Regions from separate parts of the Homo sapiens genome. Here regions 1, 3, 4, 5, 6 and 7 are each linked to region 2. A link is a contact called in ENCODE Hi-C or POLR2A ChIA-PET data. All regions are on one chromosome and are shown on one strand. Each heading gives the region's core, a stretch centred on a gene start or an enhancer-like site at or near the end of the contact. The rest is flanking DNA. Distances are from core to core; before and after follow the strand shown.

The links. Hi-C counts contacts between places; a loop is a spot of excess contacts on that map. ChIA-PET counts read pairs that join two places held with the same protein, here RNA polymerase II (POLR2A). Pooled maps may share reads with other maps.
Region 1: a loop to region 2 is called in a map of B cell, with 20 times the contacts of the local background. The contact joins the promoter of C5orf63 here to the promoter of ISOC1 in region 2. A Hi-C loop is called at or near these places in 1 of 168 maps with a recorded cell type or tissue (B cell), 1 of 37 single-sample maps with no recorded cell type and 5 of 50 pooled maps.
Region 3: a loop to region 2 is called in a map of gastrocnemius medialis, with 8 times the contacts of the local background. The contact joins the promoter of RAPGEF6 here to the promoter of ISOC1 in region 2. A Hi-C loop is called at or near these places in 2 of 168 maps with a recorded cell type or tissue (gastrocnemius medialis and naive thymus-derived CD4-positive, alpha-beta T cell), 1 of 37 single-sample maps with no recorded cell type and 11 of 50 pooled maps.
Region 4: a loop to region 2 is called in a map of CD8-positive, alpha-beta T cell, with 7 times the contacts of the local background. The contact joins the promoter of MARCHF3 here to the promoter of ISOC1 in region 2. A Hi-C loop is called at or near these places in 3 of 168 maps with a recorded cell type or tissue (CD4-positive, alpha-beta memory T cell, CD8-positive, alpha-beta T cell and naive thymus-derived CD4-positive, alpha-beta T cell) and 9 of 50 pooled maps.
Region 5: a loop to region 2 is called in a pooled map, with 7 times the contacts of the local background. The contact joins the promoter of HINT1 here to the promoter of ISOC1 in region 2. A Hi-C loop is called at or near these places in 2 of 168 maps with a recorded cell type or tissue (aorta and gastrocnemius medialis), 1 of 37 single-sample maps with no recorded cell type and 16 of 50 pooled maps.
Region 6: a map of CD8-positive, alpha-beta T cell shows a loop between it and region 2 (15-fold over the local background). The contact joins the promoter of PHAX here to the promoter of ISOC1 in region 2. A Hi-C loop is called at or near these places in 5 of 168 maps with a recorded cell type or tissue (CD4-positive, alpha-beta T cell, CD4-positive, alpha-beta memory T cell, CD8-positive, alpha-beta T cell and 1 more) and 13 of 50 pooled maps. POLR2A ChIA-PET finds 5 or more read pairs at or near these places in 1 of 52 experiments (CD4-positive, alpha-beta T cell).
Region 7: a map of CD4-positive, alpha-beta T cell shows a loop between it and region 2 (13-fold over the local background). The contact joins the promoter of FNIP1 here to the promoter of ISOC1 in region 2. A Hi-C loop is called at or near these places in 2 of 168 maps with a recorded cell type or tissue (CD4-positive, alpha-beta T cell and naive thymus-derived CD4-positive, alpha-beta T cell) and 15 of 50 pooled maps. POLR2A ChIA-PET finds 5 or more read pairs at or near these places in 1 of 52 experiments (CD4-positive, alpha-beta T cell).

What each region holds. Positions count from the first base shown.
Region 1 is chr5:127,072,117-127,074,816 of GRCh38, forward strand. It overlaps C5orf63 (chromosome 5 open reading frame 63), which reads right to left and starts at 1,386. Exons shown (of 5, transcript NM_001164478.2): 1 at 1,335-1,386. RefSeq lists a silencer at 1,243-1,462.
Region 2 is chr5:129,093,432-129,096,131 of GRCh38, forward strand. It overlaps ISOC1 (isochorismatase domain containing 1), which reads left to right and starts at 1,318. Exons shown (of 5, transcript NM_016048.2): 1 at 1,318-1,644. The coding sequence starts at 1,336. LOC124901060 (a long non-coding RNA gene) reads right to left here. Exons shown (of 2, transcript XR_007058926.1): 2 at 1-1,968. RefSeq lists a silencer at 936-1,715.
Region 3 is chr5:131,633,923-131,636,622 of GRCh38, forward strand. It overlaps RAPGEF6 (Rap guanine nucleotide exchange factor 6), which reads right to left and starts at 1,307. Exons shown (of 28, transcript NM_016340.6): 1 at 1,040-1,307. The coding sequence starts at 1,108. RefSeq lists enhancers at 497-1,079, 1,027-1,116, 1,209-2,408, 1,417-1,666, 1,677-1,876.
Region 4 is chr5:127,029,170-127,031,901 of GRCh38, forward strand. MARCHF3 (membrane associated ring-CH-type finger 3) reads right to left here and starts at 1,389. Exons shown (of 5, transcript NM_178450.5): 1 at 1,181-1,389. LOC105379163 (a long non-coding RNA gene) reads left to right here and starts at 2,174. Exons shown (of 2, transcript XR_007058920.1): 1 at 2,174-2,732. RefSeq lists a silencer at 1,351-1,730 and an enhancer at 1,727-2,271.
Region 5 is chr5:131,163,846-131,166,561 of GRCh38, forward strand. HINT1 (histidine triad nucleotide binding protein 1) reads right to left here and starts at 1,411. Exons shown (of 3, transcript NM_005340.7): 1 at 1,250-1,411. The coding sequence starts at 1,360. RefSeq lists enhancers at 140-800, 801-1,460, 1,731-1,780 and silencers at 591-1,230, 1,441-1,520, 1,531-1,580.
Region 6 is chr5:126,599,683-126,602,382 of GRCh38, forward strand. PHAX (phosphorylated adaptor for RNA export) reads left to right here and starts at 1,265. Exons shown (of 5, transcript NM_032177.4): 1 at 1,265-1,376. The coding sequence starts at 1,281. RefSeq lists enhancers at 347-1,196, 1,197-2,044, 2,045-2,700 and silencers at 1,103-1,312, 1,433-1,682.
Region 7 is chr5:131,795,681-131,798,380 of GRCh38, forward strand. It overlaps FNIP1 (folliculin interacting protein 1), which reads right to left and starts at 1,337. Exons shown (of 18, transcript NM_133372.3): 1 at 1,150-1,337. The coding sequence starts at 1,241. RefSeq lists silencers at 951-1,230, 1,281-1,540.

The DNA of each region.
Region 1 (2,700 bases), core at 136-2,635, 2.0 Mb before region 2:
ACAATCTGAGGATCCTGCCTGTTTAAAGCACCAGCCCCACCAATCTTAATTTTCACAACAGGGTCTTTCTGGTTCCAGGCAATTCCTCAGCAGAGCAGGACGCAGGTTATTGGGCTACGATATTTCACACAGAACCATGATTAGTTCTGCTTTGCCCCAGTATTATCATAATTATCCAATATTTCCAGGGTGTATCTTTTTTCCCCGTGTTTTAAATCTTTCTAATTACCTATAATGCACCCCAATGTATACAGCTCCAAATATTGGTAGAGAGCTTCACATGCATTTTTATAAGCTAGTCCTCAGAATATGACCAAATGAGAAGACTGCGACCTCTAATAGACACCTCAACTTGTTCAGCATTGTGCACCAAGGCATAGCTCTAGTGGCTGCTTAAACAAGACAATGTATACTAATTCTGGGAAATGCGCTAGAAAGTATTGGGATATAACAGATCTTAGACACCATCTCTGTCCTTGAGGAATTGAGAATCTTGGGGTCAAGCTAAGGCCATACTATGGATTTTTTTTTTAAGGGCACTAAAATATAAAGTACCACATATACACTATTTATTAATAAACAAGAATAAAGATCACCCAAGCAAAACATTCCCTGTGAAAGACAGCCTTAGAAACAGTCACAAGCCTAACTCACAATGACATTTTAGTGGGGACTTTTCTACCCTTGGACTTATTAAAAAACTGTATGAGCTGCTATTTGTCAGAAGTGAATATCTGTTGAGAATGTACAGTTTCTGATTTATTCTCTCATTGTTCAGTACCCAGAGGGCTGCTTTTGCCCAATAAGGCTGAGAGGAGATCCAGACAGCTCATCCAGAGAGCCCCGGCACTCACAATGTTCCCTGCTGCACCTTTCAACCTTTTCACCCCAATTAAAGGTCAACATGGCTGCTCAAAAATATTTATTTAAAAAGGCAGTCAGCTCAGCGGGCTCCCAAGTGTGATTACACTACCACTTCATAGAATTCAATTAAACCCGGGACGGGGCATCGGCGAATCACTGGAGGAGTATGAAGTTGAGATGTTTTCTGCTTTCTCGAGATGTTTTCTGCTTTCTCTTAAAAAAAAAAAAAGCTTCCTTTTCCCGCCCGTCATTTATTTACTTCCCAGAGCGCTATCACAGACACACACACACGCGTTTATAATCTCCCCCAAGTAGTTCATGGATTTATGGCTCCCGGTTTAATTAAATTCCGTATAACGACTATCCAAATGGGCAGCACGCGGCACAGCGAACCCCCGCCAGCCTGCGCGTCAGCTCAGAGGCGGAGACCCGCGAGCGCTCACCCTCGGCGCGGGACTAAGGGAACCCACCTGAGCCTCACGCCGCCAACGCCTCTGCTTCCGCCCTGCGCCGGGCACTTCCGCCCGCACCCACCAGGCGCCGGCCCCAGGCCCCGCACTTCCGCCCCACGCCGGCAGCACTGCCGCTGGGCGTTCTATCTCAGGTGGTGTCCCGTCTACGCTCTCAAGGGTGGCCGCGCCTGAACCTTTACTCGTGAAGAGTGACACACAAACCAAGGCCAAACTAAAAAACAAAATACGGAAAAGTGACCCCGCATGTTTGGGAACCATTTAATAAGAGGCCTCAGGTGCGGGAGCCAACTTTTTGAGGCTGCGGAGTCCGAGCCATTTTAACCGCTCTGCATGCATCCATTCTTTCGTTAATTTAATATTTACTGCCTCCTCCACTAGGTCTTGGCTGAACTAGGTTATGGGGAATGCGATGAGCAAAACTGGCAGCCGTACCCTCCCGCAAACTGAAAATCGTGTGAGAAAGCAGATATTAGGAAATTATCCCTTATTAAATAGGCCATGGGTTTATTCAGCTAAGTGCTTTGCAGGGAAGGAATATGAGAAAAGACCTGAGTGGGATCTCGTTGAAGAGGTAGCTTTGGGGCTGGGATCTGAAGGGCGTGGGTTGGGGACAGAGCTCTGCAGGCTGGGGGAAGGGTCTGGTGGAGGATGTGCAGTATGGGTTGTATGCGGAAGACTGACGAGTATGGCTGAGACTTAGAGGGAATGGGGAAGAGAGGTGGAAACAGGCTAGAGAGGGTAAGCGAGAGTCTGGCCATGCAGGGCCTTTCAGGTTTGTGCTAAGGGTAGCCGGGGGGCATTTCTGTTTTATGTGGGAAGGGGATTGAACTGATTGCTTTTCCCTTCTGAAAGGACCCCTTAGCTTTGGGAAGTAGATGGGAAGGGTTTAGGATAGGCAAGAGTAGAACAAGCAGGGAGGTGAGGAAGCTACTGAGCATTCCAGGTTCTAGGTGTGGTGGCTTGAATGGTGGTACAGTAAATAATGAGAAAATGATGGATAATAATTATAGTAATACTCAAAGCTAACATTTATTGATTGCTCACCAAAAGCTTTATACTCATTAGTCTGTTTAATCCTGAGAACAATGCAATTAAGTATTACTAGTACCATTTTACAGATGAAGTAATGGAGGTTTAATAACTTGCTCAAGTTCTCACAGTTACAAAACGGTAGATTTGGAATTCCATCTCATGCTGTCTGACGCCTTAAGCTTACCACTATAAATTCAATGTGTACTCAGTGGTTTTAAAAAAGATACAAAGCAAACCAAGGTCAGGAATGAATTCTTTAAACAAACCACACTGATTATGTGATGTCGCTAGAGGCCACATTAAGATAGTAGAATTTACAAGTTCTTTGTCA
Region 2 (2,700 bases), core at 68-2,567:
ACCAGAAAAAAATGGCTATTTCTAGTAGCTTCGGTACAATTGAGCAAGAAACACCAAAGGATGGTCTTTTCATAACTTTAAAGCAGTGTGGTTCTCAAGTAGGGGGTATATTTGCCCTCTGGGGAATATTTGGCAATGTCTGGAAACATTTTTGATTGCCATAACTAGAGGGAGGAGCGGTCACTAGGCATCTAGCGGGAGTAGAAGCCGGTGATGCTGCTAAATATCCTGCAAATGCACAAGATGCCCCATCCCCAAGAAAGAGAAATGTCCATTCCAGAAGTCAACAGTGTCAGTTGGGAAACCCTGCTTTAAAGGTTATTTTCTTAGAAGAGGACAGCTTTAATACCTAAAATCTAATTTTATGTTTAGGCCCATGCCTATCTTCGCAGGACTCAATTCCAAGGAAATTCTGTTCATAATGCATGCTTTCTAATTCCAGTTAATTATAGCGCCTTACAGTGTGCAGAAGGCAGAGGATTGTTTTATTTGAAAGTGATCCCTTTTACTTACTTAAAAACAGATATCCTTAGTTTCAATATAAAGTTCAGATTTTTGCTTTTAATAGTATTTATATTCCCAAATCCAAGTCCTCCCAGAAATAGGTTGAGATGAAGGGAGGCCAGATATCAAATCCATTCCTAGAGATATTGTGTTCTGTGGGACCGAAAAAAGACAAAACTTGAACCTTGACTGGCCCTCTAAGGATTAAATTCTGCTGCTCTTCTTAGGGTATCTATCGGACTGTCCCTTTGGTTGTAAGATACCACTGCCATCTCGAGGAGGACTGCATGCTTCTGCACAGAGCCAACAGGTAACTCGTCCTGGCGGCTCTGTGTACCCAACCACAACCCTAGACTGCCAAGAACACTGCTCATTCGAAGGCGAGCGAAGCCGCGAAGAGGGCCAGCGTTAGGGGAAGGGTGGTACAAACCCTTGTGTGAGCTGCAGCACCGGGGCAAGAACAACGGGCAGCCCAGGCGGGTCTTGGGTCTGCGAGACCACTAGGCGTTCTGCCGGCAGTCAGAACCGCGGCAGAAAGGGCGCGAGCGGGGAACTGCGGGAACGCAGCGGCCCGGGAAGCTGGAGGGGGCGGACCCGGCCGGCGAGCGCAGGCGCTCCCTGGCTCACGCGCGCACCCCGGCCCCACCACCCACCCTTACGCCGCGGCCCGCCCTCCGGGGCGGGTAAGAGAGCGCGCGAGCAGCGGTCGTCAGGACACGCCCCTTCGCCTCCGCGAGCTGGCGGGCGGGCTGGCATCGCCGGGAGGCGGGGCCGCGGCAGCCGGCTGGGTGCGACTGGGCGGCCTCGGAGCTCGCAGACGCTCGGGGGAACATGGCGGCTGCGGAGCCGGCGGTCCTTGCGCTCCCCAACAGCGGCGCCGGGGGCGCGGGGGCGCCGTCGGGCACAGTCCCGGTGCTCTTCTGTTTCTCAGTCTTCGCGCGACCCTCGTCGGTGCCACACGGGGCGGGCTACGAGCTGCTCATCCAGAAGTTCCTCAGCCTGTACGGCGACCAGATCGACATGCACCGCAAATTCGTGGTGCAGCTGTTCGCCGAGGAGTGGGGCCAGTACGTGGACTTGCCCAAGGGCTTCGCGGTGAGCGAGCGCTGCAAGGTGCGCCTCGTGCCGTTGCAGATCCAGGTGGGTCCTGCGGGAGGCCGCGCGCTTCCCTGTTCCCGAGTCGTCCCCGTCCCCGTCCCTGTCCCCGCCTTCGCCGCGCTCCTCAGGTGCCCCGAGCCGCCCGGGACCCGGGCCCTGCGCGAGTGGCTGAGTCCGAAGGGCTGCGCGTCTTTCGCAAGTTCCGGGGCCGGCTGGGGAATGCCCCTGTCCAAAGGTGATGGTCACCAGCTGTCCCCGGCGGGGGCGTGGGCCTCGTAGCTGGTTTCAGCGCCCGCGAACGCCCCCACGTGTGTGGTCCTCGGTCGCCCGCATCCGCTTTTTATGCCAGGATCAGGTCCCAGCCTCCTGCGTAACCAAAGGGCTGTGCTGTAGTAGCTGTTTTTATTTTGGGGTGATGGGTGATGCAGAATGGGGGGAAATGAGATTGTGGGGAGTATTGGTCTTAGGGTTTGTTCCTAGAGTTGTGTTAACCACTTGCGGAAACGCAAACTTTGGGAGTCAAACCCATTCCCCCCCGCCTTCCCAGGCTCTCAGGTCCTTGGGCTTAAGAGTTCCCTAACCTTAAGCAAATAACCATTTGCTTAGCCTCCTCTTAGTAAAGTGTCTACTGACTTGATTACGTTTTGTCGTCTGCATTGAAAAAGTCATTTGACTCCATGATTGTAATTCCTTCTTGAATACAAATACCCAACTTAAGCTAGACCTTGAGTTCCTGGGCCTGCTGGCTGGGAAAGTTGTTCTACCTGAGGACTACTTAACAGCATTTATTTTAAGCTGTGCTCTCATGCTAGGCGGGTTAATCTTCCGCCCTCTTTAGGATCAGATTGTTCACTGGCGAATTTATATTTTGGAAAGGAAAGAATATAAGGTATAATTTAGGTAGTACACTGTCGATATCATTTCTTTAGCTGAGAAACTGATAAGTCATTTTTTCAGAAGACCAAACTGAAATGTGGGATTCGGGGATAAAAGGTATTTTAATATTTAAGTGTCATTTTCTTTCTTTTTTGTTTTTAGTTTTTATGGGCACATAATAGTTGTACATATTTATAGGAGACGTGATATTTTGATTCAAGC
Region 3 (2,700 bases), core at 57-2,556, 2.5 Mb after region 2:
AAAAAGAGAACTCTGGAAAGTGGTAGAATTTGTGTTGTTCCTATGCAAACATCAGGATCTTCAATAACATAATTTGACCTATCATGGCTTCCGTTGTGACCTGAATAATTGTCACGACCCAAAAGGTCAGCCCAACGTTACTGAGACTCAGTATGCAAAACACTACATATCTGAAAAACTCCAAAGTGAAGAATTAACCAAAGCATTTCATTTCATTTACTGCAACTTTAAACAAAACAATCCAATAATCCACTCACACTGTTTAGTGTTTTGTTTAGAAAATATGTCCCACTTGTTATAGAAACCTCCAAATCAAGGAAAACCTTCCCCAAAACCTTAGCATTCTACCGGGATAAGCAAAGCTAACAGGTTTTAGTTATATGCCTGAAAACTAGCCTTCATGAAGGTCGAATGAAAAATCTTTTAAGCTGATGCCATAACTGTTAACTCGACACAGCAAATTTTGGATCCAAGTACAAAATACTGTAAAATTTCCCAGTGACAGTCTGAAAAAGTACCTACAGTGGTGTTCTTTAAACATGCATCATCTACTACAGAATTCACCATTTGACTGGATGTAAACTTTTAAACTAACTTTGAAAACTTTATCTTTTTTTTAGGCAACTGTACAATATTTCAGAGACCTTTAAAGAAAAACTATTTCTAAATTACATGGCTGAGATACTTCCCTTACAATTTCCATCTCGTTTTTCATAGTCTACTTAAACGAATGGGCATCTAACTGCGAAACTCATATTACCCAACTCAGAAAATACGACTTAGTAATGGTGCTTTCTTAACGACACTCAGAAGCCCCCGGCAAGGACGGGTACGCGGGTTAAGACCGCATCACAGGCAGGAAGGGCGGTCGGCACCCTGCTGGCGACAAGGGCCTGGGTCAGGGAAGAGACTCAAGCGAACAGATTCCCAGTAGCAGGTGCGAGACTCTGGCAAGAGGGCAGTCGCCGCGGATTTCGGACAGACAGGAGGATGCTGTCTACTGGACTGTGAGACGCACATAAAGGTCAACCAGCCTCACCTCGGGAGTCCGCTCGGGTGGCTTCTTCCTCAACGCCTGCCTAGCGCCAGGGTCCACGGGTGAGTTCATGGCCACGGCCCGGGTACTCCGCAGCCTGCCCTTAGCAGCCCACGCCACAGTTCATTCACACTAGGTAGCGGGTGCGGTACCTTTCCCCCGCCCCAAGGAGGGAACTTCGCGCCGTAACAAGGTCCGAACTCTAGCAAACAACCCTTCGCAACGCCCGCCTAAGGCCTCTACCCACGCGCGACTGGCCGGAGACAAGTCTGCGCGGGGGCGGGGGAGAGTAAGTGCGCATGCGCAGCACGCACGCGCACGCTAAGAAACGCCCAAGGGAGTAACTCCACTGTGACGTTAAAATTGGGGCGGTGCGAGTAAGTCGTTTCCTGCTGTCGTCGTGAGATTTAAAGACACCTCGCGAGACCTCACCTAAATCAGTCACGGGGTCTGCCTTGGCGTTGTGGTTCCGTCTTCTCCATCCGTTGGAGACACCGGAAACGCGCTGAGGACCTGAGCAAAAATAGCATTTTGGGGCAGAACCGTGGGGAGGCGTTCTGACTGGAGAGAACTGTTGTGCCCAAATCCGGAAGCCCAGGGTGTGGCCAAGTCCGGCTTTGCGCTCTCCTCTGCAACTTCTACTGCCGACTTTGAATATGCGGAAGTAGAAGCCGCCATTCGGCAAAGAAGGAATTCCACGCACACCTCATATCTCTTTAAATAAAACGAGATCTCTTGTGAAAGCTGCCGACAGAGAAGTGCTTGATCTATTCGAAACGGACGTCCTGAGACCAGGGCAGAGAAAGCAAACATTCACGGCCAGGATAGGCAGCCGGTGCCGCGGCCAGCTCACGATTACCTTTGAGTCAAAAAACTAGATTTAGACTGCGTTCTTGTAACTAAATGCCCGGGGCAGCCCTCCCTCAGGCAACTGCGTTTAGGGTTGGGACTCGAGTGGCAACTTTTGCAATACTTTTTACATTCTAGTCTGCTTCCCAACAGACCGAATAAAGCCAGTTTTGTTTCACTGCTCCCTTGGTAAGAAAAACAGACCACCCTTAGGAGCAGCCAGAGAGCTGCTGAGGCCGTTTCAACAATAAGCTCACTGACAATTCCAGAATCCATCGTTCTAGGATACTCCTTACCCTTTCTCATAAGTTCATAGGTAACTAACTTTGGCGACACCACCTTTCCACTGAATTTTAAGCTCCTTGATGGCTGTAACTACATCTAGGTACACCTTGGTATTTCTCACAGCAGTTAGCATAGTTCACTAAATAACAAGGTGATTTATGATTATGACATGCTTTCCAATTAATGACTGCTTCACAGTAATTTTAATGACGTAATAAGAGTTAAAATTATATTTGAAAACAATGAGAGTTCAGGCTACAACACCGTTTCTGGGACCGGCAATGACTTAAGGACTGTTTTCTGTTGGTCCTGGGGCTTGCCCAAACTGGGAGTTTACAACATACTATTAGCATTTCTCTTTTTCAGGTATAGATCAAAAACTTTACCAGCGAAGTGTGGCATAGCCATTGTAGAAATAAAGTAATTGTGGAAAAAATCACAGGATGTTGCAGACGATCCGTTTTCCTCATTTTTTGTACAAATATAACCTCTCAAAGATCTGCCCAGGATCACAAACAAAAGTTAACCCT
Region 4 (2,732 bases), core at 139-2,638, 2.1 Mb before region 2:
ATTTCCCCTTCATATATTTACCTCATTCACCTTTTAATTTTATATATACACACACTCACACATATACACGTATGTATGTGTGTATATGCGCATCTACATCTTCATATACACATACAGAACTATATATCTCAACATTTTCATGTATTTTCAAAGGTCTAAACATCCCCAAATTCTGGACCTGTTTCTGTCTAGTATTTTCAAAAGCTCTTATTCATGTCAAATAAGAATTGTAAGAAAATATCGTATTGAATTCTGTTTATTCCGCACATAATATAAACTACATGCATGTAGTTGGTCTCAGAAAAACAAGCTGCTTTTACCCCCTTACCATTAAGGGGGGAAAACAATCTAACCCAGACCGAGTCACAAACGGAGTGTCAGGTTTAACCTTGAGTTCTCTGCTGTCAATTCCTGACTCAACTTCATCACTTAAACACGCAGGTGCTCAAACAAACACCAACCGACCAGGCTGGCAATCCCTTTCGCAGCCTCTAGGATTCTCCAAGGCACTGGGCACCAGAACCGACAGCAGCTCCCGCCTGGTCCTAACGAAGTCCTTCGGACACCCCTTGCGGGTGGATGTGGAGGTCCGAGCACCTCAGGAGGGTCATGGATTCAAGTGCTAATAGAAAGCAATTACTTTAGAAAGTTCAAAGCCCAGCAGTGCTCTCAATTCCTCTCAGTAGCTGCAGAGCACTGAAGCCCCCGCTACAGAACCCGGCTGGTACTCCAGTTCTCTGGCGCTGAGACCCACCTTGAGCCCGATGAGCGCTCGCTCAGCCTTGAGATCCAGACGCGGACGCCGGGTCTTACCGTACCGCACAGCGCGGGTAATTTTTCAGGAACCGCGGTCCGCACGCCGCGGGCGCGGAGGCCGCCCCAGCGCTCCATGTCGTTGCCGCAGAGGGGCAGGGGACGCGTCCCGGCCCCACCTACCCATGTCAATTACGCCAAGTTGGTGCGGACTGGAACCGCGTCCCGGGCGGAGTTGGGATGCTTTGACAAGAAGAAGTTCGGGAGTGGGGATATTGGCACGGAGTAAATCCCGCCCAGCCCTGACCTCCCCACAGCGGTCACGCTCGGACGAACGGACCGCCGAGCGCCAGGACGCGTCCCGTCCCCTCTCGCCGCCGCCGAACCGCGCCGAGAGGAGCCGCTAGCCCGGCGCGCGGCCACTCACCGTCCTCGCCGAGTCCCGATAGCAAACCGACGTCCCTGCTGCGGTTCTAAGTGCCAAGTTGCCCCCAGTCGGTGGCTGCTCACGGCCCAGTGGACCAGGGCACATTGGTTCCGGCGGGCACCTCAGGGGGAGTGCGGCAAGCCTGGCGGCCGCCGCGGCCACACAGTCGCCCACAGCGCGCTGACAATTCACGGACCTGCTCAACGAGTGAGGCGGAAAGCAGGGCTAAGCCGACCAGGCTCTGGAGGGGAGGCGGGGCTGCCGCTAGGGGCGGAGCCAGCCCCGGGGCGTCATCAGCCCATGACTGGCGGAGCCGACAGCCAGTCGTGGTGGCGCTGGGACCGCCCCGTAACCGCCGTCCAGTCGCCTGCGGCCGAGGGCAGGCTGGCGGGACGCGCCGGCGGCGGGGAAGTTGGTTATTGCGAAGTGCCGTGGCTGCCGGCGGGCGCTGCGGGACTCTCTGCAATGGGACCCGAGCAGCTCTAGAGGGAGGCGGCGGCCCCAGAAGGCCGTTGGCTGAGAGAGACCAGGAGCCCTCGGAGCCGCCGCGCGCATAGCGCTGTGGAGCAAGAAGCCAACCGCAGCGCGGGTCGACACGCCAGTATCTGGCACCGGCAGGAGGCGCGGAACTTAGCTGCCCCATCGGAACCCCGCCCGGAGGAAGCTGAGGGCCGAGAAAGGATGAATTCCGGACCGGGTCGCCCAGCCACAAGTGGAAACCTGGGCTCTCTGGAAAACGTTCTGATCTCGATCTGGCTATCTCTGAAACAAAACTCCAGCCCCGCAAACCTCCCAAAGTTCAGTACACGTCCCCGTCCTCACCCCTGCCCTCCGGGCCACCTGCAGCGGGGGACTTACCGGCGCCTCGGGTCTCCTCCTCCCGACCCAGCGCGTCGCGGACACAGCTGGCGGCCAACAGGAGGCTTGGGCGCTCGACGGCGCCGGAACCTGTGAGACCGTCGCTCTGGGCGGGCTGCCGTGCGGGGTGGCATCCTCTGCGGTGACTTCTGCTGTCTTTTGGGTCCGCCAGGATTCCAAAATCCCAGGCGGGTCGCTAGAATTATCCATCTTCGTGGACAGGAAGCCCCAGAACGAACCACATCTGTCCCACTCTGCTTCCGCCCTCCTTCCCCTTCGCAAGCTCCTGGCTGGGATGGAGACATCGGACGAGCTCGGAGATCCCGACCTCTCAGGGGTCACTCGCAGCCGAACAGCCTGGAATATGGCCTTGTGGGCCCTTCCCGCCCAACCCCCTAGGACCCCACTGCTCATCTTGTCAACCAGTTTCTGAGCCCCTACCCTGGCTGCAGCACGTGCTCGCACAGGCGCGCTGAGCTACTAACATAGAATCAAAAGCAGGGAGTTGGGTGTTCTTGCTTTCCCGCTGAAACCTAGAATGTAAACAAGCCCTAGACCGTCAGCTGTGGGTGGGTAGGGGCCTCTCCCTGCCTAGAACTGCTCTTGCCATGGGTAGGCACCTAACCCGTATTAGTAAGAATGAAGGAATGCATGCTCATAACAAGAAAGGGGTCAACCTGCTGCCCTGATACTC
Region 5 (2,716 bases), core at 161-2,660, 2.1 Mb after region 2:
ACACTTATTTGTCTCAGGAGTAATTCTACTGGGTACTCCCTACAAAATGCTGATTCATTTAGAATGCTTCCTGCCGTTCTACAGTTGGACTTCGGTGGTTCAAATGTAAATTTTTCAAGAACCATTTCTCAAAGGCAACTGCGAACTTTAAAAAGAAATATTTTTTCTAAAACCAAAGAATTTCCCCTGAGTAGAGACAAAGTATTTTTTTTTTTAATTTACCTAGAGGAACCTAATTAAATTTTTGATAACGTTTTGAATCTAACCGACATTAGTAGAATAAATGTTTTTCTTAGATTTTATATTTCCTAAATTTAACAAAACTGTTTACAAAATTTGTTCTATCTAAATCAGCCAATCTGCCCAGCTTTATCTGAGATCCAATCCCAAAAATACAACTGGCCACTAAATAATTTACACAAGATATCTCAAAGTCACATCAACTGGGATTTCACCTACAAGAAGTCAACAAAAACTACAGTCTTAGTCTCTTGGCATAAAATTACTTCCTGTTGAATACAAAAAGAATCATTCAGCTGTTTGTAAGTCCAAAATGTTCAGCGGGAGAGGTCAACGGAAAGCAAATCCCAGACGCGGGCCCACTTCTTATCTCAGGAGATCGCCTCGCTAGCCCAGGGTAGGCCTTGGGGTGGAGATAGGGATAGGGGTAGGGGTGAGGGTGGCAAGCCGCACCCCGCGGAGGAAGCCGGCAGGCCCAGACGGCCCGCGCACCTCCCAGCGCCCCTGGGGCCCTCGAGCACAATGCCTTGCTGAGCAGCGCCCAGGAACGCCGGGCCCTGGCAGGCCGGCTGTGCGCGGGAGATCGCGGAGATTGGGCCTGAGTCAGGGCGCGATCGGGTTTCTCTCTGTCAGGCAGAGCGCTGGCGAGATTTCGAGATTCCTGATACAGGCAAGGTCCGAGGCAGCCGGGGAACCGGCGGGCTTCCACGCGGGGGCCCCAGTGCGCCCCGACACGCGCCCAGGCCCCGCGGTGCGGCACTCAGGGCGCCCGGCGGCCTGGCCCGCGCCCGGGGCAGATAACGAGTAACCGGAGCGCCGGCACGCGCCGGCAGGCCGCCTCGGAGTGCCCGGGCCCTGTCCGCTGGCTGGGGGCCCGCTGGACCAGGGCAGCCAGGTCCCCTCCCGTCGCCGCTACACTCGCGACCCCTCCTCTCCCTCCGCGAGAAACCCGAGGATCCGCGGACGATACCCACCTCAGCAGGCGAGAGAGGTGGTGCCCAGTACCTACCCGGTCATCCTCAAAAATGATTTTGGCTGGTATTTCCTTGCGGATGATCTTCCCAAAGATCGTGTCGCCACCAGGCCGAGCGACCTGAGCCTTGGCAATCTCATCTGCCATCTCGGCCTCTCTCCCGCGCGGCGGCCAGAGGAGAGGCTCGGAAGAAGGGAGGAACCCGCAGAGCGTGCGGCGCGAGAGGGCGCAGCCAAGCCTGCGCAGGTGCCCCGGCTCTGGCGCCCCACCTAATCTTGCGCGTGCGCACTGGCGACCTGGGCTGCGAGTGCGGCCAGCGCGCTAGAGCGCCTCAGGGACCTCCGGCTTGGGGAAGTTCCTGGTCTTGAGCTCCAAGGAGATTCCTAAGTCGTTTTTCTATCCTCCTTTCTTGTCTCCTGGGGAATGCAGTTACTGGTATAAACCCTTCGTCTGCCTATGGATGCTTGTAGGGAAAGTTGGATACTGTAACTGACAAGATTTGATAATTTAAGTGGTGCTGGCTGCAACTTAGCACTTAGATTATTTAAGGTCTTGCTGCTGCAGCAGATTTTAAGTCCTCTCTTCAACAGAGTTTTTTTCTCTCTCTACCAGTGGTTCTCAATCTTGACTACACATTAAGATCACTTGGGGAGCTTTTAAAAATCCCCGTGAACCTGGCTGCAGCCCAGATCCATTAAATAAGAATCTTTGGAGATGAGCCCCAGGCATCAGTAGTTTGTAAACCTCCCTAGACTGCTCTGCAAAGAATTTTTCCCAGCAGCAATCAACATAATGTATTAATAAAATGACCCACTTTAAAAAAAAAAACCTTCCTTAATCCCACATCCCCCTCCGTATCTTTGCTCGTTTTATAAAGAAGTTTTCTACATACCATGTCTGCTTTCTTATCTTTCATTTTTGAGTCCATTTCCCTCTTGTCAAGGTCACTAAGGACATCCATTTATAAAATCCTATAGACAATTACAGTTATCATACCAGACCTCTAAGTGTACGTATTAAGAAAAAGTATACCTCCTCAATGCCTTTTTTTTTTTTAGATAGATTCTTGCTCTGTCGCCCAGGCTCGACTGCAGTGGCACAATCTCGGCTCATTGCAACCTCTGCCTCCCGAGTTCGAGTGATTCTCATGCCTCAGCCTCCCAAGTAGCTAGGACTACAGGCGCGCACCACCACACCTGGCTAATTTTTGTATTTTTAGTAGAGACAGGGTTTCCCCATGCTGGCCAGGCTGTTCTCAAACTTCTGACCTCAGGTGTTCCACCCGCCTCAGCCTCCCAAAGTGCTGGGATTACAGATGTGAGCTCAGCTGCCTTTTATGATTACATTACTACCCTTGTCTTGGCAAAATTATTGAATGTGGTTGCCTTTAATCTCAAAAGTGTCCATTTGGTACTTTTGCTATCAAAGACATTACTGGGACAATTCGTAAAATCTAAATAATGCCTATAAATTAGATAATAGTTTTGAAGTCATGTTAATTTC
Region 6 (2,700 bases), core at 15-2,514, 2.5 Mb before region 2:
GCAGAGGCCTGGCCTGAGGAACAACAGGTTCAGCGCGCCAGCGGTTAGGCAGGGGGACACACTAGGACCAGTGACCAGATGCCCAGTCCACATGACCTTGTTTGCCATGTGGCAAAGTAAAACAGAGGTTCCTCTTCAAAAACTTTCCTCCCCGTCTAATTAGGAATAAATAGTAACTTCTCTTAAAAGCAAAATTTATTCAAAGATCTGTGCTAACATTCTTAAATATCTGCTAGCCATAATAAAAAAAAATGTACTTTATGTTCTTAGCTCCCACAATTTAGCCTAAATATTTGCCCTGGCATGCTTTTACTAGTCCAAGCAAGCATTAGGTCATAGCCTGTTCCTCTTCCTTATTTAAAAGTGTTTTCATCTTTCTCAGCATTCCACAAGTTACTTCCTCCTTCCTTTGTTCTCCTCTACCTTTGCCTCTTTTAAAAAGTTCTAAGTTGCTAGCCAATCGGGACAAATACAAAATGTGAGGTCCGGTCCAGCCAATAAAAACCAGCCACAGCAGTAAGGTAAACACGTCAGGTTATAAATGACCCTGTCTCCTTTTGTTCAGTGTACTCTCCTGGCAAAACTGCTGGCGAGTGTACCCTTTCTGCAGAAAGTAAAAATGGCCTTATTCAGTAAGTTAAATTTATGTTGCTATTTCTTTACGACACCGGAAAACAAACATTTCAAACACCATGCTGAGAACTCAGTCCTTGTTTTGGGGAGGGATGCACTTGGAAGATTCGAGCTAAGGTACAATCCTCCCTAGGTATCCGCGGGTCATTGTTTTCAGGACCCCCACAGATACCAACATCCGCCATGCTCAAGCCCCTTACATTATGTGGGGGTGCACGGTGGGTCCTTCCCATCCGCAGGTTCGGCATCCGTGGATGGGGAGTGGATACAGAGGGCGGACTATACAGCTTGAAAGGCTTCCCTGGAAGCAATATGTAGAGTGGATTGTGGAGGAGCAAGAACAGAAGCGGGGAGGCTTGTCCAGAGCATACAGGGGAAGGATGTACGGCCAAGGGAGGAATCCCAGACGACCGCGATACGTGACATATTTATGTTTGCACGAAAATAAAGTTTGGAAGAAAAGTGTTGGGGGAACAAGGGATTCATTTTCCCGGGGTAGTTGGAATGCAATGGGACGCCTCAGGCCGCTGGGACAGGCTGGCCTCCGCGCGGGGGCGCCCGAGCAGCCGAGCCGCCGGGCCTTCCGGCTGCCCCGCCGGAAGTGCTCTCCTGACCCGCCGCTGTGCAGCGCAGCGCACCGCGGGAAGATGGCGTTGGAGGTCGGCGATATGGAAGATGGGCAGCTTTCCGACTCGGATTCCGACATGACGGTCGCACCCAGCGACAGGCCGCTGCAATTGCCAGTGAGTGTGAAAGGAGGGTGGGTGATCGTGGCTGGGCGCGCGGAGCCTGGGCCCCGGGGAGCGCGCAGGCAGCGGTGAGGGTGAGGGGTGGGAGCTAGGAGCCCGGGCCAGAGCGAGGAGCCCAGGCTGTCGGGTCAGTGGCCGCAGAAGGGGCGAGCAGACGTCCCCCAGGCGGGCTCACGGAGCCCGGGCTGCGGGGGCCGAGGGGCGAGGGGCGACGGCGGCAGCGGCAGCGGCTGGCCGTGCGAACCCCGAACTGGCTGCTCCCTGCGAGGCGGGGCGCGCGAGCCCTGGCGCCTCCTGGAGGCCGGCTTGCGGCGGCCTCTTAGACGTCTCACCTCCGCCTACCGCTCTTTCTTTTCTAAACTTGGGGCTTCCCCACTCCATCGCCGCTAGGTAACCATAAAGGGGCAGATTTTGCCAAATATGTAGCATCTAGGGACATCAGCCTGAAACAGCCTGTGATGCTCATTTTCTCCCTGAGCCGAAGGGAGACTGAGGCCCAGGAATGAAGTTTATCGCTCACTCAAAGATCTGGTTTTCCATGTTTCCACCGAACCTAGCTTTGTCATGCGGTACCATGGCACTAGGCTTTTGCATTAGCCTCTCTGATTTTGTTTGTTGTTTTGAGGTGGTCTCACGCTGTTGCCCAGGCTGGAGTGCAGTGGCGCGATCTCGGCTCACTGCAACCTCCGCCTCCCGGGTTCAAGCGATTCTCCTGCCTCAGCCTCCCGAGTAGCTGGGATTACATGCGCCCGCTGCCACGCCCGGTTAATTTTTGTATTTTTGGTAGACGCGGGGTTTCACCATGTTGCCCAGGCTGGTCTCGAACTCCTGACCTCAAGTGATCGGCCTGCCTCGGCCTCCAAAAGTGCTGAGATTACAGGTGTGAACCACGGCGCCCGGCCACATCCAGCTAATTTTGTATTTTTAGTTGAGACGAGATTTCTCCATGTTGGTCAGGCTGGTCTCGAACTCCCAACCTCAGGTGATCCGCCCGCCTCGGCCTCCCAAAGTGTTGGGATTACAGGCGTGAGCCACCTCGCCCGGCCTAATTTTTGTATTTTTAGTAGAGACGGGGGTTCTCCATGTTGGCCAGGCTGGTCTTGAACTTCCGACCTCAAGTGATCCACCCGCCTCGGCCTCCCAAAGTGCTGGGACTACAGGCGCGAGCCACCGCGCCCGGCCCAGCTTCCCTGCTTTCTAAACGGGAATTTGTCTTGACTGCCTTGGTAGGTAGCAACCTCTTTGAGAGGGCGTTGGTGCCAGGCTGCCTGTGTTCAGATCCTGGGGCCACCGATGTGTGACCTACAGCAGGTTTATT
Region 7 (2,700 bases), core at 87-2,586, 2.7 Mb after region 2:
ACTGAATTTTTCCTGATGAGACCTGCATTAGCAAGAGAGAGTGAATAATTTTAAGAATAGCAAAATTTCTTAAACCAGTGTGGCAACTTCGCCTGTTCCAAAATTTGACAGATTCTCTTTTTTTATTTTTATTTTATTTTTTTGTTTCTACTATTGTTGTACAACTGGGCTCTTTGCTATCCTACCAAGTTTAAAACGTGTGGCATTTGACATTTAGCCTAGTTATATTTGCAAGTTTCCACACTGCAATACGTATAAAGGCTGTTTGGACATAATCTCCTCAGGTGCAGTTTAACGACTAAATTTTACCTTGAATTCAGGTTTATATCAAATCTTACAATTCTGAAAAGTTACTCTGCCAGCAACAGGTACTACAATGAAAAATTAACAAAGCCTGTAACACTACAAAATGCTCTACTAACATTTTCAATTTTTAAGACTCCTTTTCAGTAACAATTCGAGGAGGAAGAATCTACAGCCAATTCCAAGGCCAGATTTCATTCAATTTGGTCTTCCTTCGGCAGTAACCCTAAACTCAAGTTTCACATTTCTCCTTCGATAACATTAAGGTCGCTCGGTCCGGTTACTGCACACCTCCAATTTTAGCGTCCAAGAAACCTGAAAGAACGGCACGTTGCCTACTCGCTCCTCCAGCCTTCTCTCAACTCAGAAGCTTGGCCAAACGTGCCGCTCTCTCCACAACGCCAACGGAGCTGGAACGCAGCGCCCGGAGGACAACTGGTCACGGGGAGGAGGGGAGAACTTCGCGGCCCGGAGTACGGCGGCTGAGGTCCAATCCAGCCCGCGCCCAACTCTACTCGGTGCCAGGAAGGCGTGTGGACCCAAAGTCTCAGGCCGCGGTGCTAGGTCCGGAGGAGCAGAGTCGCGCGTGGCTGGGGGCAGGTCGTAAACAAACCGACGGGAGGAGGGGGAAGGGGCAACGGCGAGGCGGGTGGGGTAAAATAAAAGGTAGGACCTCGCTCCAACCCTTCGGCGCTAGCCCGCAGCCGGCTCCACCCCACCGAGGACCAGATGCTGCTCTCGGCGCGGCGCTTCCGCTCGGGTCGGAACACCGAAGGCCCCAACACCCCTGGAGCCCGGAGCCCACAAGGCCATCGGCTCCGCGACCCCCGCCCCACAGCGCCCTACCTGAACCCGCAATCTGGGTCCCGGGCGTCGCGGCCGGGCGCGCCCAGCCCGGTCCTCTTGCTGAAGAGCTTCTGGAACAGCGTAGGGGCCATGCTAGCCACGGCCAGGCAGGGGTCGCTCCGCTGGGCGCTTGCTAGGCCCCTGCTCCTACAGCCGCCCCGCCACCCCCATGGGCGCCTCAGTCATATGACAGAAATTAGTCACTTCAAACGGCCACGGCGCGCGGGGCGGGGCGCGAGGCAAGGCCGGCACTCATTGGCTGGAGGGGGGCCGCATCACGTGGCGGCGCGCGGAGCAAGGGGCAAGGTGGGGGCGTGGGGCGGAGCTGCCTCCCATAGGCTCACTGGCGGGTCCCGTCACGTGGCAGGGGCGGGGCGTGAGCCGAGAGGACAGGACTGGAAGGTGGCTAGGGATGTGTAGCGGGAGAAGGGTCAGTCTCGATCTTCCCCTGTGAAGCTGTCAGCGACCATCAGAGGGTACGCCGGGGTGGCGCGGGGACGATGCCAGGAGCCTTGGAGTGCAGAAGGCTTCGACTCCCCGCACCCACAGAGTTGCGTAGGGAACCACGGGCAACCGACTCTTCCTTGTCAGCCCCTCCCTAGCTTCTGCGGCTTCACACCTCCATTCCGCGCCGGGCAGAGTCTGGCGGCTCCTGGAGCACGGAAGGCCCACAAGCGTACCCGTGGGGCCGCGGCCAAGGCTGGACTTTGAGCCCAGGACCCCAGGACCGCCCTTAGAAGGCTGCGCCGGCCCGCGAGAGGTCTGGGATCTGGACAGCGCGGGGGCTGGCTCACAGGGACTGGTGAAGGAAACTGCCGGGACCCCTGCCACAGCCATGGCTCCCCGCAAAGACGACCTCGAGCAGGCACTGCGGGCAGTTTGTACTAGCGCCTAGAACCCTGACACCGGGAATTAGTCTCTTGGAAGAGCTAGCGATTGGAGGCTCAGGAGTTAGGCTGTTTCCTTGTTAACCAACAAAATCAGGTGAAACCAACGAAGTCAGGAAGCCTAAAGACATATATGTACAGATATCTAACCCTTTACGCTAATTATTTAGATTTTTAATAAATCTATCTTAATGTTTAGGTATGAAGACGGGAGGAACTGTGGAATTTTAGTCAAGTTACAGGGAAGAAACGCTTTCTAAAAAAAGAAAAACATTGCTCACATGTGACCTCACAGTCTTATTTAACCCATGGAACCAAAATATATCAGAGTTTGTATCAAACTAATCTTATAAATTTTCAGCAACCCCATCCATTCACTCACTCCCCCTCCAGGATGAGGAAGCTCGTACAATGGGATGTAATCCTCAGAGAAATTTAGGAAATAACTTGTATATGGTTGGAAGGCTGGATAAAAATACTTTGGGCAGGCGTGGTAGCTCACGTCTGTAATCGCAACACTGCAAGGCCGAGGCAGGCAGATCGCTTTAGCTCTGTAGTTCGAAACCAGCTTGGGCAACAGTAAGACCCTGTCTCTACAAAAAAAAAAAAAAAAAAAAAATTTTAATTAGCCAGGTGTGGCCGGGCGCTGTGGCTCACGCCTGTT